Linked DNA regions of Mus musculus: regions 1 and 3 are each linked to region 2. A link is a loop called in an ENCODE intact Hi-C map of the cell type or tissue named here. Cell type or tissue: heart. All regions are shown on one strand. Region 1 has its middle 13 kb from the start of Mrps23. Region 2 overlaps Msi2 (musashi RNA-binding protein 2). Region 3 overlaps Gm38534 (a long non-coding RNA gene).

Evidence for each region. A loop is a pair of places that touch in the nucleus more often than their neighbours do. Peaks named below come from ENCODE experiments on the same cell type or tissue, not always from the same donor. Only the 100,000 strongest peaks of a DNase experiment are listed, where the experiment ranks them.
Region 1: it touches region 2 in a loop (15-fold over the local background); 6 of 42 quality-filtered maps call a loop at or near these places.
Region 3: it touches region 2 in a loop (8-fold over the local background); 13 of 42 quality-filtered maps call a loop at or near these places.

Annotation. Positions count from the first base shown.
Region 1 is chr11:88,212,951-88,220,950 of GRCm38, forward strand. No RefSeq gene overlaps it. Among named protein-coding and RNA genes, the nearest start is that of Mrps23, 13 kb to the left of the region's middle. In heart, a CTCF peak has its summit at 536 (motif pointing left); DNase peaks (open chromatin) are centred at 2,381, 2,731 and 3,551; H3K4me3 peaks cover 642 bases; H3K27ac peaks cover 2,364 bases.
Region 2 is chr11:88,408,265-88,416,264 of GRCm38, forward strand. It overlaps Msi2 (musashi RNA-binding protein 2), which reads right to left. Exons shown (of 14, transcript NM_054043.3): 8 at 5,644-5,726. Among named protein-coding and RNA genes, the nearest start is that of Mir378b, 59 kb to the left of the region's middle. In heart, a CTCF peak has its summit at 4,377 (motif pointing left); a DNase peak (open chromatin) is centred at 4,367; H3K27ac peaks cover 3,369 bases.
Region 3 is chr11:88,248,752-88,256,751 of GRCm38, forward strand. It overlaps Gm38534 (a long non-coding RNA gene), which reads left to right. Exons shown (of 4, transcript XR_001780289.2): 2 at 4,971-5,144; 3 at 5,486-5,574; 4 at 6,948-7,762. Among named protein-coding and RNA genes, the nearest start is that of Gm34366, 17 kb to the right of the region's middle. In heart, no CTCF peak of the experiment used is centred here; DNase peaks (open chromatin) are centred at 3,650, 4,330 and 4,790; H3K4me3 peaks cover 470 bases; H3K27ac peaks cover 3,734 bases.

The DNA of each region.
Region 1 (8,000 bases), 200 kb before region 2:
ACTTTATGGGTTCCTAGTTCTACCATCCTCCAACCGTATCCCTTCCAACCCCCAACGCAAGGTAGGAGAGAAAGAAGGCTAGAGGGGAAAGGGGGCTGTCGATCTCTTTAGACTACTTCCTGCTGACTAGGGGAAGTTGGGTTCCTTGGGGCAATATTGATCTTTTCAGGATATCTCCAACCAGCAGCAGTGGTGGGAGTGGGGAGGAGGGGAGAGCAGCCACTGTACCCCTCTGGAGCTCTTGCATTTATATCCTCTCAAGAGACCCCAAAATTCCAAATGTAAACTATCTGCAGCTGGCAAAATCACACCCTTGCCAGAGCATGAAGCAAATTACATCCCGCTGCTATGGAAAATCTGAAGCATCCCATATCCCACACCTCGGATTAAAATAAAAACATATTCCCGGGGCTGGAGAGATGGCTCAGTGGGTAAGAGCACCGACTGTTCTTCCAAAGGTCCTGAGTTCAAATCCCAGCAACCACAGGGTGGCTCACAACCATCCATAATGAGATCTGACGCCCTCTTCTGGTGCATCTGAAGACAGCTACAGTGTACTTGAATATAATAAATAAATCTTTTTTTAAAAAACATATCCCCATAATATTTCTGTTTGTTTTAAAAAAATATTTATTATATGTAAGTGCACTGTAGCTGTCTTCAGATACTCCAGAAGAGGGAGTCAGATCTTGTTACAGATGGTTGTAAGCCATATGATTGCTGAGATTTGAACTTGGGACCTTCTGAAGAGCAGTAGGTGTTCTTAACCACTGAGCCATCTCTCCAGCCCCCTTTCTGTTTTTAAAGAAACCAAAATTCTCACTACATGGGACCCCTCCTCAGCTTTTATGGTTTCAAATATCAAATGACGGCTCTACTTGGTATCTTTATGATTCAGATTGAGTGTCAACTTCCTGATGAACCCCTCCCCCCATAGGGACCGAACTCAGGTGCTTCATTGTGGTTTGTGTGCCAAGTCTACAGCCTGTGCCCAGCAGGCTTCCTGTGGCCTTCAGCGTCAAGCATTCCTTTCCTATGAAGAACAAACAAGGGCAGACGTTTTCACTTTGTAGCCGCTGAAGCATTGAACAGCTTTTCAGGAGCAGGGCCCTCCTGAGGGCTGGCAGAGCTGAAGCTGAAGGCAGGTGTCCAGGCTCCAGTGACTTTTGCAGAAGACAAGCCCGAGAAGTTGGGTCTTTCTGGATGCCCCCGTTTGTACTGGTGTCACCTTGTGCCCATCACAGCCACCAGCCCACGATGTAAGTGCAAAAGTTGCCGCGGCTTCCTGTTGTAAAGTGAGTTGAAATGATGGGTACACAGCTTCCTGGTTTTCTCCTGGCTATGGATCGCCGTTTTGAGGAGCGATGGGAAAGGTGTTTGAACAGACAGGCTGGGATCAGATTGTGATCGCCTTGGCAGCCGCACTGAGGAGTCTGCTGGGCGGGAGAGTGAGCAGGGAAGCCATGTTGTGGCTTCAAGTGTGAGTGTCCAGGAGACTGGTAGTGTGAAGTGAGAGCCAGTGGGGAAGGAATAAGGCTTTAATTTTGTTCAGGTGGGGGTTATAACCCAGTGCCCAAGTGGCAGGGATGACTAGGGCCCAGGTATTTAAGAAATGGATGAAGTCGCTAGTAAAGAAACAAGATGTAGAGCTGGGAGAATGAATGAGATAACGGTGGTGGTGGCAGTGGTGACAGTGGTGGAGGTGGTGACAGCGGTGGAGGTGGTGACAGCGGCGGCAGTGGTGGCGGCAGGACACAACCCGGGGTGTGGTATTTAGCCAGGGAAGTGTCCTCAGTTATGGATAGGACGAAGAACCCTAACCCTAACCTTAACCCTGACTCTAACTCTGAGGCAGCAAAAGAAATCCAAGCCAGGAGCTGAGGCGATTGCTAAATCAGTAAATGGCTTGACTTGCAAGCGTAAATAAAGTCCTGAGTTGAAGCTCCATGATCCATGTTTTTTTTGTTGTTTGTTTGTTTTTTAAAGTTGGGCATGGTAGTACACTTGTAATCTCAGTGCTGGGGAGGCAGAAGTGGGCAGATCCCTGGAGCTTGCTGGCCAATCAGCCTAGCTTATTTGGCGAATTCCAGCCTGTGAGAGACCTTGTCTCAAAAGAAAAGTGGGCGGTGCCTGAGAAAGACCCCCTGCTGTTGTCCTCACCTCACTTTGCATATATGTAATCCCATCACTTAGGAGGCCGAGGCAGGAGGGTTGCTGCAGGTTTAAGCCAGCCTGGTCTTTTAAAAATCACAGTTATTAAAGCGGGATGATAAAGCTCCGGAGGGTCCAGATGTGACCCACTTGGAGTCACTGGGCCTGCTCCATTCTCATCAGAGCTGGCTGTGACCAAGCCTGGCAGGAAGCTGAACTGGGTTGGCAGTTTTCCCGAGTCTGTCTAGAAGAGAGGGCACCTGACACAATGTGGCCCCGAGAGTGGAGGCCTGCTGCACAGGCCACTGCCGGAGCAGAGCGTGGGAGTGCGGTAGGGAAACGAGAGCTCTCTCTTCCCCGCTCTGTGCTCTGGAGGTCCGCCTCAGAGATGAGTCAGGTCCCAGCCTCATTGCGGGGTTAGCTGTGGGCTGTCAGGCTGTTTCTGTGAGCCACTTGGTGGAAGTCACCTTGGCTGGCGGAGGAAGGGCAGTTGCCCTCCTGTGGGAAAGACAGGAAATGATTTCCACGTCGCTCCTAGGGTAGTCCTCGGTGTGGCACACTGGCCTCTGATTGGATGCGCCTGGCTCCAGAGCGGTTTCTGTGGAGATGCTGAGCCAGGCAAGTGGCTATTGCTCCGACACAGTGAGTTGGTTGCTAGGGGAGGGTAAAGGAGGCAGAGAGTTGAGTGTCATGTCCCCTAAACATGTCACCATCAACTACCATTGCTTCCTTCCACCGGGAGATTGCAGAGGGAGTTTTTGTTGTTGTTGTCGACTTGCTAAGCTGACAATCACGTTGCATTTCAAGCTTAATTTTCCCCTTGATTGACGCCTTTCCTGGGCTCTAACTTAAACACCAGTCACCTGACCTTCTCGCTGCTCAGTTCTTTTAATTAAAAGATGGTTCCAAGCAACAACGAGTAGGGGTCCATTTATTATTTATCAAGCATTTGCCTTCCAGCAGTTAGTGAAAGGTCACTGGCTTCAGCGGATGCTTTGTTTTTGGTGAGCAGCTTAGATGAAAAAAGATAGACCGTCAATCTCGGCTCCCTCCTGTTTGCTCACTTGCAGGACACTGTTTAATAGTCATTGTGGCATTTAGGATTGCAGGCCTCGGAATCACGCAGAAAAGTGCATGTGCCTCCCTTGCCAGAACACTTCTCCAAAAGTAAACATCAGGTTGTGATTATGGTTAATAATGAGATATTGATTGTCTGAAAATGTCACTGCCCGGGAGCAGTAGGCTGCAGCACCACTAGGTGGCGCTGCGCTCTCGTGCTGTTCAACTAGAAACATTTTATTTCCTTGCCTCCGGGTCCCTTGTCTTTCAAGGTTGGCAAGTGTCCTTGTGAAATAACGTTCTGACTGAGATTTAGGAAGCTGAGGTCCTGGGGTGCTATTGGGATGGAGTAGAGATTGGAAGGAACGGGCCATGGGACAAATGACAGAGGCCTGCGGGTGTATGTGTATAGATAGGAGAGGGGGTGTGCAGCGCCTTGTACTATAATAGGAGCCGGAGAGGAGAGAGCTAACTCTGCTGGACCCCTGGAGACTCTGCCCAGAGCACTGCTTCCTAACCTTCTTCACTCAATGACGCATCTGCACATTTCATGTAGAGGGAGAAGGAGGGAGGATGTAGGTAGGGAGGCAATGAGGAACAGAAAGTCTTACCTGTGCTATCTTGTGCAGTGAGGGGAGTCAGTGACCCAGGAACCTCATCTTCCTCGCCTGTAAGAAAGCACCCATAGCTCCGCCTCATCGAGTTGTGGATGAGCCAGTAGCCGCAGCTGAGTCCTTGGCAGGACTAGGCCCTCGGTGCCTAGGTCCGATGTGGGGGAATGTACATTAGACTAAGGCAGACAGGAAGCATCGTGAAATCTCACCATTTGTCTAAGTACTTGCTCCCTCCATCCTCGGCCTCCAAAGTTACCACCTCTTTTGTTTGGTGTTTTGATTTTTAAGACAAGGGTCTCAGATAGGCAGTGGTGGTGCACAACTTTAATCCCAGCACTAGGGGAGGCAAAGGCAGGCAGATCTCTAGGACAGACAGGACTACACAGAAAAAAACCTCTGTTATTAAAAACCAAAAAAATCCCCACAAAGACAAGGGTCTCACTATATAGCCCTGGCTCTTTCCAGCACTGTATGCACCAATAAATAAATATACTTTTTTCCCCTTGTTTTTCAAGGCAGGGTGTCTCTGTTTAGAACTTACTCTATAGAACAGGCTGGCCTTGAACTCATAGAGATTCTCCTGCCACTGCTTCCTGAGTGGTGGGATTAAGGTGTGTGGCACCACTGCCCAACATTTATGTCCTTTTTTTTTTTTTTTTGGTTTTTTTTGAGACAGTGTTTCTCTGTGTAGCCCTGGCTGTCCTGGAACTCACTCTGTAGATGAAGCTGGCCTCGAACTCAGAAATCTTCCTGCCTCTGCCTCCCGAGTTCTGGGATTTAAAGGCGTGAGCCACAACTGCCCGGCATTTTTTTTATGTACATTTTTAAAAAAAGATTTATTTATTTATTACATGTAAGTACACTGTAGCTGTCTTCAGACACACCAGAAGAGGGCATCAGATTTCATTACAGATGGTTGTGAGTCACCACGTGGTTGCTGGGATTTGAACTCTGGACCTTCGGAAGAGCAGTGGGTGCTCTTACCCACTGAGCCATCTCACCAGCCCCTTATGTACATTTTCAAGTGAAGAATACCAAAAGTGTACTAGCAGGTTCTCTGCTCCTAGAATTTGCCCAGTGGTTGTAGCCTTCATTAAGCAAACAAACAGCAAACTTGTTTTTATTTAGTTACTTCTGATGGGGCAGGGAGAAGACAGAGAGGGAGAGAGAATGATGAACAGGAGATCAGGCCAGGTTGGCTTTGAACTCCCTATGTAGCTGAGTTCAAGGTATCTCCTGCTCCCACCTTCCAAGTGCTGGGATTACAGGCGTGTACCGCTGTGCCTGGCTTGCATCCGTGTCGATGGCTTTCTTATGTTTTCTGTTAGCCCTCAACATTCTGCTCCTACTTTTGCTGTGTACACTCAGGAGAGCTGACGGTAGAAGGCTCTGACCTCTTTCTTCTGTTGTACAATCAGAACATCGGGGCTCGTATCTGGACACTCATGGCTTCACGCACGTCACTTAGCCACTTTGAGCAACATCTGGCCCTGACACAGAGTGTGGAACTTAACAGGCACTTGCATGTGTCAAGGGAAGGAGCAAATGGCATGGGTGGCTCCCCATCCTGGCCACGGAGATGACAGGATCAATGCCAGGTCATTTTCAAGTACCAAAGAGGAACTAGATGCTGACTGCATTCCAACTTTGTAGAATGCCCAAGCTTTCTGCAGCTGCAGTAATAAAGATGGAAGGAGAAGGAACTACCCCAGACTGTGAGGGTACCCGACCCAACACAGAACAGCACTCACCCAGGGCTGATGGGTGGGAACATTCAGTCTAGGTGCAAGAATTCTACGGGAAAGGCTGGCTTCCCGAACCCTCTCAGGGTGCTTGGTTTAAACTCCAAATCACTCCCGTGTTATCTCTAAAATATTCACTGTCTTCTTAGAAGACCCCTGATGCTTTACCCCAGCCTCCCAGAGCTCTGCTGAGTGAGGCAAGTGGCCTTGCAGCCTATCCAGTTTGGCAGCCTGGATATCTACAGCCAGTACAAGGCCTTAGTGGGATGTCAACTGCCACCAGGGCCAGGAGTTACAGGCGAGTCTTACCGGAGTTAGCTTGTTTCACACCCTCAGGGTCAGCCTGCCTCCCGCCTGCCTCCAGAAGACCCGTTGGCTCTGGGGATGTCTCAGATGCGGCTGCTCACTCCTCTGTTGCTACCCAGCTGTGGCCAGCATCTCAGGATGCTGGGGTGTGCTCCTGCTCTGCAGACTATTTCTGTGTCCCGAGGAAACATCACGGATCCATCTTTTCTTTCACCCATGCGAGGATGCTCTGTTCAAGGAAACCCAGTGCTGCTCCTGAACAAGGGGAAAGATCTCCTTTCATGGCTTCGGTAAATCTGGTGTCTTGGTTTCCCAAGTTAGCTTTGGCTGTTACATTCAGTTAAAGTACATCTGGGCATAGCTTTGGTGTAGTACCCTCAAGCATACAATATATAAAATACAGGCCCATACACGCTACCCCTTTGCAATGACTAAACTTATTAAACTCAAACAAAGTATTTCTATGTAAATTCTCGGTCTTGTCCCCTTGTGCTGTCTTCTTGGACGAGGTGTTTATCCTTCCCATTATTGTTATCTTCTGGGGCCTGAGCAATGGCCCAGTGATGAAGAGCACTTGCTGCTCTTCTAGAAGCCTCGTGTTTACTCTCCACTGCCTGTAACTCCAGCTCCAGTGGATCTGATAACCTCTTCTGGCCTCCTCCGGCACAAGCACATTCATCTACACGTACACATACACACACTGGAAGTAACAAGAAACCCTCAGCCCGGTGTGGTGGCACACCCCTTTAACCACAGCACCTAGAAGCCTGAAGCATGTGGATCTCTGTGAGTTTGACACCAGCCTTGTCTACCTAGCAAGTTCTAGGACAGCTAGAGCTACACAGAGAGACCCGGTCTCTAAATAAATAAATAAATAAATAAATAAATAAATAAATAAATAAATAGGAGCTGGAGAGATGACTCAGTAGTTAAAAACAAAACAAAACAAAACAAAAACAAACAAGAAAAAAAACCTGGCCGCTCTTCTTGAGATCCCGAGTTTGGTCCCCAGAACCCACACAGCAGCTCACAATCTCCTCTAACTATAGTCTCATGTCATCCTCATGGAATCTGACGCCCTCTTCTGAGTACATGCAGACAAAATGTACATAAAATATGTAAACAAACAAATAAAATAAATTTTTTTTTAAAAAGTGAGTTGCCCTTCTCACTTATGAGCCCTTCTTGAGTAGTTCAGAGCTGAGGTTGCTCTGTCCTGGATGCTGCAAGGATCTTCACTGTGCCTGTTTCTTGTGTGTTTACAAGCAAGAACTCCCCGGGGTCTCTTTAGTGGGATTGCTGGGCTGGGCAGCCCGTCCTTAGCTTTCTGAGCAAGGTGGTTAGTTCTGGGGTGTGTGTGTGTGTGTGTGTGTGTGTGTTGATTCCACTCACTTTACATACTACTTTGCTTACATCTTGTTGGGTCTTTCATCCCCTTTACTCTGATGTACCCAGTGCCTTTGTTTTCGTCATACTAAGGATTTCTGTAAACATCCATTCCTTCACTTTTGCCTTTGTTCGTTTGTTTGTTTGTTTTAACAAAGCAGCATTTAGATAAATAGAGATTCCACAAGTCTCCATGGAACAAAGAACACAATATAGAGAGGAACCCGCCACCAGGGCACGACCCTGAACCTGAAAACTTTGAGGCCGTCAGGATTAAGATAGTCACCACAGCACTAACCCTGGGGAAATGGTCTCTTCTACCTCTAGTGTGGTGCTGGGACTCAAACCCAGGTCCTCTGGTATGCTAGGTTCTACCCACTGTGCCACACCTGTAGCACTTCAGAGTGCTTTCTGCAGTCCGCCAGCTGTCTGCACAGTCTCACTCAAGCTTACAATAGCTCCACTGTTATTCAGCACGCCACAGTCTCTGGTGGGAGGATGTTCTGGTGTGATTCGGTGCATAAGGGTGCTTGCCACCAAGCCTGGCAAATGAGTTTGATCCCAGGACCCACATGGCAGAAGGAGAGAGCTGACCCCTATAAATTGTCCTCTGACCTCCGAATTTACACTAGCATAATAAGAAATAAATGATTTTAAAAAAGGATTTATTTATTTAATGCATAAGAGTACACTGTAGATGTCTTCAGACACACCAGAAAAGGGCATCGGATCCCATTACAGA
Region 2 (8,000 bases):
CAGCATGATACCTAGAAACACCAATTCCCTGTGAATGAGGTGTAGGAGAGGGCTCTACCCTGGTACCTTCCATACCACACCCTCCGTGCTCACCCAATCGAGGTACAAACATCTCCCGTCATATTTTTGAGATAGGGGCTGCGCCAGGCCTCTGATGAACCCAGAAGCTGGCAATGTGTCAATTCTCGCCTCCTTCCCTGTGGCTGCTTGGCACATCAGGAGGCTGCTTGCAGGCTGGGTTCTGGTGACTGACTAATCAAGCAAGTGTCCCTGCTGCTGTGGGGCTGTTTCAATCAGGGGCAAGCCACCATGGGAGGCGTTATTAGCTGCATCAGAGCTGGAGTTTTCAGAGTGGCCAGAGAGGAGGATCATGAGGTTGCTCAGTGCCTGCATTTGTGTGTTTACTGACGGACGCATCTGCATTTGTTCTGGTTTTGGCTGAGGCTCAGATCTTGTGGGTTGGAACCTTAGCTTGAGTGGCAGCCAGCTCTCTACCATGCCTCAAGGATCAAGGGAAGAGGTCTAGAATGATGACTGACCAGGACCCCTAAGCCTAAACTCAGTCCTCTGCCTTAGCTGGGAATCAATTAGGAGATCAAGAAACTACATGGGCTGAGGGGGAAAAGATGCTCTGTGGCCATGGGTAGCCTTATACGCCAGCAATCCCATCATCACAGTCCTTTTTTGTTTTGTTTTTTGTTTTCTGAGATGGGGTTCTCTGTATAGCCCTGGTTGTCCTGGAACTCACTCTGTAGACCAGGCTGGCCTCGAACTCATAGAAATCTGCCTGCCTCTGCCTCCCGAGTGCTGGTGCCTGGCTCATCATGGTCCTTCTTGGTCTACAGAGAAAGGCCAGCCTCGTGGTTCAACCATGAGCTCAAGAGTGTAGCTTTCTGGTCCTGAATTCTGGGACTGCCACTTGCTGACTGTGTGGTCTTGGGCAAGTTGCTTCATCTCTGCCTTGCCTGTCTTTAAAATGGGGAAAATGGTTTGATATCTTTTTTTTTTAAGATTTATTTATTTATTATTATATGTAAGTATACCATAGCTGTCTTCAGATGCACCAGAAGAGGGCGTCAGATCTTACCATGGGTGGTTGTGAGCCACCATGTGGTTGCTGGGAATTGAACTCAGGACCTTCGGAAGAGCAGTCAGTGCTCTTACCCGCTGAGCCACTTCTCCAGCCCCGATATCTTTTTTAATACTAGAAGGCGTGTGACAATCAAATCAGGTAAGATGTACCAAGCAAGTGTCCAGCAATCAAAATGTCTACATTCTAAAATGTTAGCTGCTGCAACCTATAGCAGAAAGTGCCATGTAGAGACTTCCTGCCCAGACTTCTACCTCACCTTACCCTAGGGGAAAATTTCTTCAAGTTTTCAAGAAATGGATATACTGGAAAACTGTTGCATGATGGTCTTTCTTGGGCTTCCTAGCCTGTCCTAGCTCTAAGATGCTGAAGAGTTATTTATCCATGTAGTATGTATGTATGTATGTATACATGCATGCATGCATATGTGTGTTCAAGACAGGATTTTTCTGTGTAGCCCTTGATGTCCTAGAACTCATTCTTTTTAAAAGCTAAGATTTATTTTATTTATATGAGTCCACTGTAGCTGTCTTCAGACACACCAGAAGAGGGTATTCCATTATGGATGGCCATGAGCCACCATGTGGTTGCTGGGAATTGAACTCAGGACCTCTGGAAGAGCAGAGGGTGCTCTTATCCGCTGAGCCATCTCTCCAGGCCCCTGGAACTCATTCTGTAGTCTAGGTTCTAACTCAGAGAACCACCTGCCTCTGCCTCCTGAATTCTGGGATTAAAGGCATGTGCCACCATCACCAGGCACTGAAGAGCTTTTATAAAAGCTCACTAGATTCACTAACCAAATTAGAGAAGGAACGGCTTTGGGAGCTATGTATGCCTTTGAGTCAGGTGATTGGTTCCTTTAATCACTCCACAGTTATTAATTAAGTCTGATAAATGCCAGGTGCACACCATTGAGCCAGGGGTCCTGGATTCAAGTCCCACCTCTGTGATTCATGGCTGAGAGCCATCAGATCTTTGAATGTGAGAAAGTGGATGCCCAAGTCCACTACGGGGCCATGGCAAGGGTTGGAGGACTGTCCTCTCCAGTTTCATAACCCAGAAGAGCAAACCCTCCTATGTTCCTTTTAGCATCTGTCTGGGCTTAGAGGTCTTCCTGAGTGGCTCATTCAAATTCTCTCCATAGCACAGTTGAAATGCATTTCCTGTCTTGGTGAATTCAAAAGCAACTCAGGCTACAGCCTTCTCTGCAAACCCCCACTCCCTTGAAATTATACCTTTCTTCAGAGCAGTCTGAAGGCAGGGCTTTCAAGATCATGACACCTCTGCCATGAGGCAAACACTGTGATGCCCTGTGCCCATGCCAGCAACAACCAGGGAAGTGGCAGTCTTAGCTCCGTTTGTTGGGGTTCAGTGACCTCCCTCTGCCCCTGCTCCCCAAAACCTCTGATTTCTCCTCTGGGCAGATCTAGGCTAAAAACTTCCATGGACACCTCAAAGTCTGTACCTGAACTCTTCTGTCTTCTGTCCTCATGCCTTTCCCATCTCTGTCTGCTTCCGATTTTGCTTATTGCTTACAGAACAAGCACAGTCCCAGATGAAAGGAAAATAGGAATTTTAGCCACTGAGTCAGCACCACCTGCATAAACAGTGGCACTGAGACATGGGAGAGGCCTAGGGAATGGCTGGCAGCATCTCTGGCTCCTAGACAGCATCTCTCTTTCGTCCAACATGACCTTATTCCACTCCTCTGGTCACCTGGGGGAGGGGGGTTACTCTTTATCTCTCTCTCTTTCTTTCTTTCTTTCTTTCTTTCTTTCTTTCTTTCTTTCTTTCTTTCTTTCTTTCTTTCTTTCTTCCTTCCTTCCTTCCTTCCTTCCTTCCTTCCTTCCTTCCTTCCTTCCTTCCTTTCTTTCTTTCTTTTTTTCAAGACAGGGTTTCTCTGTGTAGTCTTGGCTGTCCTGGAACTCACTCTGTAGACCGGGCTGGCCTCGAACTCAGAAATCCGCCTGCCTCTGCCTCCCAAGTGCTGGGATTTAAAGGCGTGTGCCACCATTGCCCAGCTGGGCTTACTTACTCTTTCATCCCAAACTCAGACAAGGGTTTGAAACAGCTCACTGAGCAGCCAGGAAGCTCAAAACCCTGCTCCTTCACAATGGGTAGCCCTGGGGCTAATCCTAGGACCTAGTTCCTCTTCTGAGATGGAGGATGACAAAGCCTTTCCCACCCCATATCATAGGCTTATTTCAAAATCTGCGCACTGTCACACCAGGACTCATCTCTTGCCTGCACTGTGCCCTTCCTGACGAGAAGGAATGCAGAAATGGTACCCGCCTGCATCCTTTGCTGCCTCTTCCACTCCCTGGGGTCCAACAACCTTTCTTCTCGGAGCCTGTCAACAGCAAGCTCCGAGAGGCTAAACAAGGCATCAGTACACAGGTGCAGGTTCTCTACCTCTTTAGTTTAGAAAACAGCCAGCAGCAACCTAAGGTGGGAAAGGAGGTGCCGACTGGAAGGCAATAGCATTTGGAGGACAAAGTCCACAAAGGAACCTGTGTTGATCATCATCTGTCTCCCTCAAACTACTTTAATGCCTATGCAGATGCCTCCAACATACACTATGCAAAGAAAGACTATTTTCATTTCGGATGCATATGATGGCTAGGAACAATATGAACAATATTATTTTAGTGCCCTGGGAAAAAATTAGCAAGTCAAATATTGAATCAAGCCTGCAGCACCACATGCTAAGCAGATTGCTTTGATCTTATCCACACTAAAAGCTCTATTATTGAATCTAAAGTTGGTGAACACATATCAGACCAATATACAATGCATATCTGAATGCATGTTTCCCAAGCAAGGAATGTTTTGACAAAGGGGAGAAAATATCAAAGTCACAGCTGCGATCGAAGCCCAAATTTGACCTCCCAACCTCTTTTCTCTGGGATGGAGGCTTTGCTGGCCAACCAAAATGTGTGTGCTCTGGGGGGCCTTCAGAGGATCCTGAAACACCTACTGAGCTTGCTCCAGCTCTCTCTTCTCTCTCTCTCTCTCTCTCTCTCTCTCTCTCTCTCTCTCTCTCTCTCTCTCTCTCTCTCTCTCTCTGTCTCTCTTTCTCTCTCCTTCTCTCTCTGTCTCTGTCTCTGTCTCTGTCTCTCTCTCTCTCTCTCTGTCTGTCTCTCTCTCTGTCTCTCTCTCTCAAACCAACAAAGAAAGGGTTTGTCACCCCCTATTCAAGTAACTTGAGAGGACGGTGGGATGGGAAAGAGAGCAGGCAGACACCACACAGGGCATGGCACCCTCTAGTGGCCACTTCTGTGGGCAGTCTCCTGGTCTCTACAGAGTGGAGCCTCCCCTCCTCCTGAGACTTCTTATTCCACCAGGAGGAGCAGCCATGAAAGGGAAGGAGGCAGCAGATTATGAGGGCAGAAAGAAAAGCAGTTTGTCAAATCTCCTATCTAAGATCTGCCCCTCAAGGGCCTTCCATCAAAAGCACGGCAGGAGGATGCATGTGGTGGCGCACACCTTCAATCCTAGTGGAGACAGAGACAGACGCATCTCTGTGAGTCTGAAGCCAACCACAACTACAGTACACAGTGAGACCCTATCTGAGAGGAGAGGGGAGAGGAGAGGAGGGGAGGGGAGGGGAGCGGAGGGGAGGGGAGGGGAGGGAGCTGGAATTAGGAAGCTGTAAAATCCACTGAGGATCAGATCTAGCATGCTAGCCTTTTGTCTGTTTTTTGTAAGGCCTAAGATTTGAAAATGCTCTTTTATGTTATTAAATGGTTGAAATATAAGAGAGCGAGATGTGTAGCAAAATATGGAGTGCATGCCCTGCAAGTTGGATTCTGTGTTGGAGGAAAGGAGAGAGGGGACTATGATCTGCTTGTATGAAATTCACATAAGTACGGCCTACGGATGTGTTTACAACCCAGCGCGGTTGTAACGGCCAGATGAACAGCTTTAAACACTGGTCAGTTTTTTCTTTTAACTTTTGAGACAGGCCCGAATACTTCCTATTTAGATTTTTATTAATTCATTTTAGTTTTGTGTATGTGTGTGCAGATGGTACCGTGTAAGTCTATGTGTGGAGGGTGCACATGTGTGCAAGCCAGAAGATGACCTCTGGTGTTCGTCCTCAGATGTACCACCTGGTCCCTCTACCCAAGAGTCTCACTGCCCTGGAAGTCAGTAACTAGGGTAGGCTGGCTGGCAGTCAGCCCCAGGCATCAGCCTATGCCCATCCACCCCTCCAATGCTGGGGTTATAAGAGCACACTACCACACCCCATGTGTTTTAAAGGGCGTCTGAAGATCAAACATGTTCTCAGACTTGCAAACAAACACTTGAGTGTGAGCTATCTCCCCAGCCTATTTTTGACTTTGGTTTCTTGAAATAGGGTCTCTCTACCTAGCTTTGATTGTCCTGGAACTCACTATGCAGACCAAGTTGGCCTACAACTCACAAAGATCTGCCTATCTCTGGACTTTGAAAGCCTGGTCCACGTACCTCTCTATCTATTGCATGCACAATGTGCACGCTGTAGTGACTCAATCCCACTGTCCCCTGCTGGACAACCCCTCCAGACTTACCATTTTATTATTGATTTCATGGAAATGAATCTCACAGACTTTCTCCACAACGTCTTCATTCTCAAAGGTGACAAAGCCAAACCCTAAAGGAAGGAGAAACGAAGAGGAGGAATGAGTTTGGTTCCTGCAGGGTAGGCAGGGTGGCCTGCAGTCAGGACAGCTTCCAAACAGGCGGGGGCGCGGGGGTTGGTGAGTGGGAGGGGGAATGGGGATGTTGTGGTCTAGGCAGTGATTCCAGTTTACACTCAACACCCTTCCAACAGCAGGCACCAGTCAGGAGTCCACCCACATGCAGCAGGCCCCCTGTGGCTTACATTTGCCCAGAAGCAAACAAGAAATTTACTTGTCTGTTATTTACAAGGGTCAGAGCCTGCTGGCTCTGTGTGGAGGCAGGCTCGTGGGCTGCAGAGAGCCTCTTGGATCACTGCGGGGCCGCACTGGCCCTTTCTGTGAGCTTCGATGGCTAGCCCTCGGGTCGGCCTCCACGCGGAGGCAGTTATTGGTCCTTTTCTTCCTGAATGACTTCCTCTAATACCTCATCAGGACATCCTGAGGCCTGGAAGGAACTATTAAAAGTTGCAGGCCTCTGTTCTGTGCGGGCATCTCTTTGCTTCTGCCGCTTCAAACATGCTGTGGATTTGGGGCAGTTTAAGACTGTCTGATGCCTGCTGTCAGCCTGTCAGCTATCCACTGTATTTGCTCGGCTGGAGACTGGCTTTAGTAGACAAGCTGCACTAAAGAATTTTGGCAGGCTGACCGCCGATCAGCATCCTGCATGCCTCTCTCCACCCTCCTGCCCCCTCCTTTCTTCTCTTTCCGTCCCCAACAGCGTTTCCAGTATGAGTACCCATCTGTGAGGATGCTCAGTAAGCACCAGGGTACCACGTGGGCCCACACATGGTGGCTCTACCACTTTGCATTGAGCTTGGCTGTCACGTTGGCGCTAATATGCAAGGGGACCTGGGTAGAGATGGAGAGAGATGCTGATAACGCAGGGGCCTGGTTATAGTCTTGTCTGGGCATGACCTGGGGACCTCCTTCTGTTTTCTGGACCTCATGCTTTGCACTTGGAAGTGAAGGTAGTATAAGCAAATGCCAGGTCCCCCAGATCAAAACTCCCAGGGCTCTGCTATGGACTGGGGTGTGTGTGTGTGTGTGTGTGTGTGTGTGTGTGTGTGTGTGTGTGTGTGTGTGTGTGTGTGTGTTGCATGTTGCTTTGGGAGGTGAAGTTTGGAAAGTGAGGATGAAACCTTTGCTTTGTTCCCCTCTCCTGCCCAGTCAGGCTACAATAAGGTGTCTTTCTGCAACCCTGTAAAGGGACCTTCCTAGGACCAAAGATGCTGGCACCCTGACTCTGATATCTTGCTTCCAAAACTCTAAGAGACTTCTTGTTCACAAGTTATGACAATTTCTGACAGCAGCCCCAAACAAGACACTCTTTGCCCCAAAGACATGAATAGGCCAAATCCAAAGCATAGTAAGATAATATCCGACTGGCTCTTTTTGCAATATGATTATCAGTGTTTCCTATCAATCAGATAAGAGACAGATGTAGCCTTTCTCAGTTTCTGCATCTGTTTTAGGGCTCAGCCACCCAAGGTAAAAAGAGACTCTCTCAGGTCCTTTCCAGCTCACTTTCCGAGGGCTAGCAGGGAAACGGCACCGACATACAGAGCTGACACTTGAGTTTCCAGAGCAGGTTCTAGAAGATTCTTTAGGAAAATGAAGGTCACTCCCTGTTCTCCAACATCCTACAGTAAAACAGAGGACTCAGGTCCACCACACAAATGCAATCGTGATCATCAGGTTGCTTCATTTGTTACCATGTGTGGAATTCTGAGCTGCTGGTCTCCCCAGTACACAGAGCCTAATACATCACAGACATATGAGGCAGGTGTCTGGCAGGCTCTAGAGAGGACACAATTGTCTGCATAGGGGCTCGAACTGGTAAGTTTTCACCTCTCAGTAAAAGTTGGGTCCTCAGCAAGTAAGTGAGTGAGACCCACAGCAGATAGCACTTGAGCTAAACAGATGCCCAACCACAGCCCCTCTCACCAGCCTCACACTTCCCAAGCCGTGTCCCTGGAGAGAACATACAGAGGGTTCTGACCCCTCTTTGGGTGTCCCCTTGTCCTTGGCCCTTAGCCCCATTCCTCACTTGCAAAGTTGAAGACAGCCATACCCAGTGGCAGAGCCCCAAGCATTTCTCTTTGGCCTCTCGGGTGTTTGATCGCTGTCTACTCTAGCACCAACTCTCCCCACTTATATCCTGCACTGTGTCTTAGCCCAACAAGACTTTTAAAGACCTCTCTCTCTTTAGAATTGAAGGATCCTTCAGAAACAGCCTCCTGCCTGAG
Region 3 (8,000 bases), 160 kb before region 2:
GGAGAGATGGCTTAGTGGGGAAAGAGGAGAGGCTGAGCTCAGTTTCCAGACCTTATGCAAGAGCTCCGAAGCTCATGGCTGCCATCCCAGCGTTGGGGAGGGAGAGGCTAGAGGATCCTGGGACTTGTTTGTCAGTTGAGGTGAATGGTGAGCTTGAGGGAATGAGAGACTGTGTCTCAGGAGAATAAGGTTGGCGGCAATTGAGAAAGACATACAGCATCTAAGTACTTCAGACTTCTGCATACACACACACACACACACTCACACACACACACTCACACACACACACACGCAGAGAGAGAGACAGAGAGACTGGGAGACAGGGATAGAGACAGAGACAGAGGAACGGGGGGTGGGGAGAGAGAGAGAGAGAGTTGCAAGCACAGGATGAAAAATTAAAGTCTTCTGGGAAGCCAAGTGTCCAATTATTTAGGCTCCAAATCTGGGACTCTAATAAATCTGCACTTGGAGCTCACCCTGCCCTCCAGATACTCCTGACATCACATCTGCATTCAGTCCACTCCTGAGCAGCAATCTTTAACCCCACTCTCCCCAGTGCACCCAGTGCACTCTGCACCAGTGTCTAACCTCAGCTACTGCCTAATTTCCTCTTAGCTGCCTCTGCACTCCGTCCATCTTCCATCTCAGTGCCCCGTAAACACGTCCATTTAGTGTCTAGCCCACTAATGGCAGTGGTGAACTTGTGTGCTTGCCTATTTAGTCAAATGCTCGTCAGGTGGGAGGAGCATGACTCCTTAGGAAGGGAAGAGGCTCTGCGGAGGGAGCGGTTGCTGGGGAAAGGCTGACTTCTTTTCAGGCTTTCTTGCCGGACGCACAATCCCACAGTTCATCATCACATGAAATAGGAAAGGAGATTTGTTCTGAGAAACACTGACCCCTTTGCTCCCAACGTTTTTACAAGGTCAGGTGCATCCCGGGTTTATTTAAGAGTGTTATTAGAAACAGCCAGGACCATCCCAGCCCCAGCTGGCCTCACCGGAATGCTCATTTCTTTGGGCATATCACCGGAACAATGAATGAGAGAGACTGATGAAGGAGAGAGAGAGGTGGTTCCACAAGTGTGTCTCTGCCTCTGTGATGGAGAGAAAGAGAAATCTAATGTGAGAATCCAGAAATGGAAGAAGAAGAAGGCCCAAGCTCTACGTAATCAATATTTACAGTTTTCTTTTAAATTTTTAATCACACCGATTTACTTATTTGTGTGTGCTTGTGTGTGTGTGTGAGTGTGTGTGTGTGTGTGCACACACATGCACCATAATGTGCATGTGGAGGTCAGAGGAGAACCTGTAGGAGTCTGTTCTCACCTTCTACCATGCAGGTCCTGGGAATGAACTCAGGTCGTCAGGCTTGTGGGCAAGCATCTTTACCTAGCAGCCCATGCTCACCAGTTTTGAAAACAAGAAGGCGGAGTCTTTATCTCTATTTCATAGATCATTGGTGATAGGCAAGGCACAGAGTCCTGGAAACATCTCTGGCCTCAGGTCATGGGTGGGACCTCCAGTGTGCACTAACTCACTTCTGCAATTAGTACATTTCCTGAGCAGTTACTGTTCCAGACATCAGACTAGGACGTGTAGATACAGTAGTGAACAGAAACAAAGCCCCTCGATTCCCCGGAGCTTAGTCGGAGGAGACAAAGTATCAGATTTATAATAATATATCCAGGGGTGATGACTGCCATGAAAAACTTCATTCTGTAAAGGGGAAGGAATGGGCTTTGCTCTTTATGTAGAAACATGAATGATATAAGGAAGGAGCCCAGTGAATTCAGAGCCTGGGGTCGTAACATTCAGGAAAGAAAGGAAAAAAGAACAGAGCCCCATATGACAGAATCATGCTGCTAGCTAGGTACATTCCAGCAAAGAAGCCTGGCAGACATGAGCAAGGGTGATGACATCAGAGAAGACACCAAGGGTGTGATCATGGATGGCTCTGTTGAGTGGAAGAACTGTACATTCCAAACATGGAATCTTTGGAAAGTCCACTGGCATGTGGAAATACCAGCAGAGGATTGTGGGTAGAAGCTGGGCGAGCAGCCAGGAGATAGTGGTGGTATGGACTATGTAGAATAGTGGAACAAGAAGCAGGAAGAGTCTAGACACATCTGAAAGGTAAAACGGACTAGATCTGCTGATGTTCCGGTTGAGGGTGTGAAAGAAAGAGACAGTAGGAGATTTACAGTTTGATTGGTGGTTAGTTTTCCTAGCATGCACAAGGCTTTCAGTTAGATCCCCCAACACCACATAGAACCACATGGTGGGGCAGGCCTCTAATGCCAGTTCAAAGCCATCCTCAGCTAGATATCGAGTTTAAGGCTAACCTGGGCTACATGAGAGCTTGTCTTAGAAAGGGGGTGGGGGCAGAAGAAAGGTAGCAAGGAGAGAGGATAGCCACATTGTTTGACCAAGTAACCGCATGTGTGAGGTTGCCACTAATAAGTGGGAACGCAGGGATGAGATGTGAGGAGACATGATGCAATGGTTTGCAGAGATAATTCATTGCTGGAGGAGCCGGGGTGGCTGAGAGGAGCCTAGCTGGAGTGGAGGGCACAGTTCCCTAAGCGGGAAGGGGGCCAAGAGCATCCACTAGTTATGTCAAAACCTTGCTAATGGAGGAGGGATGAGGTTTGCAAACAGAGCTCTGGATGCGCTGTGTACAAGTCATGGTGACTTTAAAGAGGGCAGGTGGAGTGCTGTGGGCACCAACACCTGGTCTATCAAACTTGAGAGCTGACAGAAGACACCATGTAGCCTTTCACTGAGTCGGCTGTTGACATTTGGGGTGGGCGGGCGCTCCCTGGAGGAGCATTTCGTGCAGTTGCTTTTTTTTGGTAAGGAGATACTTCAGCATATTTGTAGCCCAAAGAGTAATTCATCAACCAGGGGTCAGGTGGGGATTGGTAGCATGGGAAGCGTGGGACAAAAGGTCCTGGGCCATAACTTTCTCCCTGTCTTTATTGTAGAGCTCTGAGCATTGATCAATGTGTTTAGTAATTGTTTATGGTTGATGTTTTGTGAATGTCTCTGGCATTTATTTCCCCCTTTAGGCAACGTTGTTTTCCTCAAATGTGCCCATGGAACTAGACCAGATCCATTTAATGATGAAAGCGCCTTGGAAAAGCAAATCCCCTGACTTGGGTCCACGAGCCCTAGTTAGCTCTTATCACTCATTTGTAGGGGTGTCAGGCGAATCGATACCAGAGAGTTGCTGTTATTGAAAGCTCAGTGTGCGTTTTACATGAATTATCTCTGTAAACCATTGCTGTGATGTATGCGCTATTGATTATCTCAGTTTAATGAAGAAACCCGTTTTCAGAGGTTAAACCGCATGCCCAAGTCTGAGGGTAGTGCGCGGTGGAGCCATGGCTTCAAACCAGACCGCGTCTTTTAATCGAGGTGCCTTAGAGAGCTACTCCACGCCCCCTAGACGGACTGTTACGCCCAAACTGTCGCCACAGGCAGATGTTAGCACAGAGAGTCTGAACCTTTTTTTCCCTGCCAGGTTGAGCCAGGCAGTGTGTCCTGAGGTGGAAACTCTCTGAATGACAAACCTACAGTCCCTTCTCTGGGTGTCCCCTCCGCCCCATCTTTGTCCCTCATCCCTCATTCGGGCTGTGTGGTACCAGCTGGGCTTGGGCAGCAGGGGGCGCTCTCTCGCCACGAGAGGCCGAGCAATGAGGTCTCGCTCTAGGCTGGAGAGAGACTGACTCCCCAGCTCCCAGCCTCAGCTCCTGTATTCTTGTGGCTAGCAAAGCTACCTCATAGAATCAGAAGATTCTGCGAAGGTTTATGAGAAATCTATGCTCTGGTGGAAGGGTGTTAGGGTGGCATGAGATAGAGGTAGGAAGCTCCAGCTCTTGGGTTGGGTGTTGACATTAAAATAGGGGGATTCCAAGAGGGTCACCAAGCTCAAGGCCTAGCCTCGGCCAGGACTCCTAGGTACTGGGCTGGGGAAGGAATTTGGTGAACCTGAGGTCAGGCAGGCACTGAACAAACACCTACTTTTCTTTTAAAGTTCCTGTCTGAGCTGATTTCTTTCTAAGACTTCCTGCTCTAGGGACCACTGAGATACTGATTTGGGGTTGGAAAAGCAGCTTCCTGCCCTTGCTGGGATACAAAAAAGAGAGATGTGAACCTCGACTTTAGACCAAAGGACTCAGAAGCAGATGTCGTTACTCAGGGCCCACCCTCCTCTGCTCCTTTCCCAAGGCACCACTGGCCATTCGCTACTCTTGTGTGCTAAGGAGCAACTGTCCCTAGGGAAGGCCAGAAGCGAAGGGCAGCCATGTGATGGGCGCCTGAGTCCTGGTGCCACCACAGCTGTCATCTGCATGTGACTGCTTGAGGCCTGGCCAGAGGCACTCCAGGCCACAGAGGGAGAGCCAGGGACACAGCTGCTCCTGCCGAGAGCTCAGCAGTCTGCATCTCTCAGATCTATAATACCAAGCCAGGAAGCAAAGCTAGAGGGAGCCGGAAGGACCAGAGCGCCCCCTGCCCCCCCCCCGCGCCCCCAGGCCCCGCCCCCGCGAACCCCCCCCCGCCCCCTGCGACCCCACCCCCCTACCCCGTGCCTCTCTAAAGCATCCAGAACTGACTCAGCTGCATCAGACTGTGCCCTGTGTCCTGTTGGCATGTCCCCATGCTTCGTCCCTGGAGTGAACTACAACCTGGGACTTCCAGAGGCGGCTATGGTTAGGCAGGGAGCAGCCAGTGTTCTGGAGTAGACCCAGACATAAACCTAATTCTTGATTTGAGAACAGTGGCTCCTCTGAACTGGCTTGATAATGTGTTACCAGCCGGGGCGAGTCAGCCATAGAGGGGCCTGGCAATCCTTCTGCCCTGCAGATTCTTTGACTCCTTCTTTTCTTTCTGTTGCTTTTGTTTGCCTAGTTGAGACAGGACCTCACTATGAAGCCCAGGCTAGGCTTGAGTGAGATCCCTCTGCCTCAGCCCTGCAGGGTGCTGGATCCGGGAATGTGCAGGCTCCTTACTGTTTGGAAGGAGGAATTCTGCAGGGCTCAGAGCCGCAGGTGTTCCATCCACCCTTCAGCTGCACTTCCTGTGGATGAGACCCAGAGAAATGGGAAGATCAACTGGGCAGCAAGTGACAATCACCTACTGAATGTAAGAAATGGAGCCCTGGAGGGGCTTTGTCCTGTTGCTGAAGAGAGGCAACCTGGATTCATGGGACTCCAGGATGGGGGATGGGCAGTTTCAGTGTCGGTGGAAGAGAGGTTGGTTTCTCTGTGATAGAAATGCATGGCTCCAGCAGTGGCTGCTGTCCTGTCCTGCTTGGCTCAGGGGGGCTGCACTGCTGCAGTAGGCATGGGACAGACACTGTATTCCAGTCGTTCCTTGAAGGCTTGAATGCATCAGATTTGGGGTGGCGGGTGGGAGTGGGGGGACAGTGTCCTGTTTTGTTTGGGAAACATACAAGAGCCACTATTCTTTCTGAGTGATTCTAGGTCACTGCTCCTCGAGTCACCAGAACAGACCGTTGTATGAATAAGAATGACGTCTGCGAGCACCCGCCGTGCTCCACTGATTGTATGGGGTGAGTTAGAAACATTTCTGATATTTTCAGCAATACTTTCCGAAAGAGAGTCCTCCACTCTATACTGAGGCAGATGGGATGCAAAGAGCATAGATGTCTAGGTCATAGATGCCGAGGTCAAATGGCCGAGTCAAGGTGAAGTCAGGCCGGCTTTTAGGTCCACTCCAGCTGACTCAAAACCAAGGGCTGAGATCTGTAGAGCAGCCCCATCTACACCCCCCCCCAAAAGCAGCCTGTCCCCCATCTTCAAGCAACCCTTTTGCCAAGGGAGTCCAAACTATTGCACAGACTGAGAACTGGCTTCCTTATTATTTTGTCTCTTATTAAAAAGAGTTTTATTGTTATCTATTTTTATAACTTATAAATTGTGCGTGCATGCCAGGCAATGGTGGCAAATGCCTTTAATCCCAGCACTCAGGAAGCAGAGGCAGACAGATTTCTGAGTTCGAGGCCAGCCTGGTCTACAGAGTGAGTTCCAGGACAGACTGGGTAATACAGAGAAACCCTGTCTCAAAAAACCAATAATAATAATAATAATAATAATAATAGTAATAATAATTGTGCGCGCACATGCGTGCGTGCCTGCTTGCCTTCATGTGGGTATGTGTACAAGAGTGGAAATGTCTGCAGAACCCAGAAGAAGGTGTCAGCCCATCTGGAGCTGGAGATACAGGGAGTTGTAAGCCAAGTGATGTAGGTGCTGGGCCATGAATTCAGGTCCTTGCAAGAGCAGTACACACACTTAATTGTTGAATCATCTTGCTGGTTCTTCTCCCTCTGTTTTCTGTTTTCGTGTGTGTGTGTGTGTGTGTGTGTGTGTAGTTCTTTTAGTGGGGAAGGCAGAGTTTCTCTATGTAGCTCTTACTGTCCTGGAATCTTTCTATAAAACAGGCTGGTCTTGAACTCAAAGAGATCCACCTACTTCTGCCTCACAAGTGCTGGGGTTTAAGACACGTGCCACCACCACCTGGCTAAAGATTATTTTTAAATTTTGTGTCTAGCCATGCATATGCACATGAGTGAGGAGTCACACGGAGGTGCTGGATCTGGGGACTGAGCATAGGTCCTCGGTAAGAGCAGTACTTGCTCTTAGCCATGAAGGCACCCACTTCCCCAGTCCCTCTTTGCCCTGTCCCCATCTTGCCCTTGAAGGTAATGGAAGAGATGCCCAAACAAACACTATTGTTGCTAAGAGAAAACAACACCTTATGGTTAATCACCCCTGAAGATTTCAGAACCTGGTGATGGTCCGAATAGAAGAAACCTTTCAGAAGGCAGGGATTCCAGCCACCCAAAAGCCCCTGGAGAAAATAAAGGACTCCTCTCTTCCCATGATGCTTCTCTATCCTTGACCCAACTCCCTCCCTCTGCAGATGCTCCTGGGATTGGGCCAAGAGGTTCAACTCCAGCACCAGAGGGAGTAGGATGCCAGGAGAGGCCAGCTTTGCAAACTCCCAACCCCCCGGGTTCTCAGTGGCAGAAGACTGAGTGTACAGGGACCAAGGTGGCTTGTGGTTGAGCTGAGACCACTGCACTTGGAGCATCTGTAGCTCCAGACCCCTTCGCTTTCCTGACTCTACGGATGAGGTGATTCACGCTTGCTTCCTATTCTGTCTTCATGGAGTCAAGGATGCTCTTAGCACCCGTATTAGTCTATTCTGGCTCTGAGAAGAGCATGCTGTAGACTGGGTGGCTTCTAAACAACAGACCTTGATCTCTTGGCTGTGAAGGCTGACAAGTTCAAGATCAAGAGATTCAGTGTCTCACAAAGGCCAGCTTCCGATGACTTCTTCTCATTGTGTCCTCCCATGCCCGAGGGACGGAGTCTTCGGGTCTCATTCACAAGGGCACTATCCCCAGGGTCTAGCCAGCTCCCAAAGGTCTGCTTCCTGATCCTATCACACCATGGACCAGGATTGCAACCTTTGATTGGAGGGTGGGGCATAAATATCCAGTCACTGACAACACCCTTCCAGAGCCCTTAGGATTCAAAATGATAAGTGAATTCTCCATTCTGGAACTGACACCACCTTCTGGAAAGAAATATACAGAAAGAGAAAGTATACTAGTGTCAAGAAGAGAACGTCCCTGCTTTCCCAAAGATATACAAGTGGCCATCTCAGCGGCTCTAGATTCTAGATCATAGCACAGTGGATATGTTTGCTTATAAAGATATTTTGATCTTTTAGTTTATGACTCAAATGGATTGCCAGAGTGGGGATGAGGAGACCAAAAACATATCTAAGGCTCTTAGAACATCTTTTCAAATTGCCTTCCAAATGGGTCAGATTAATTTTCATCTTATTCGGGATCGGTACTGGCTGGTTTTGTGTGTCAACTTGACACAAGCTGGAGTTATCACAGAGAAAGGAGCCTCCCCTGAGGAAATGCCTTCATGAGATCCAGCTGTAGGGCATTTTCTCAAT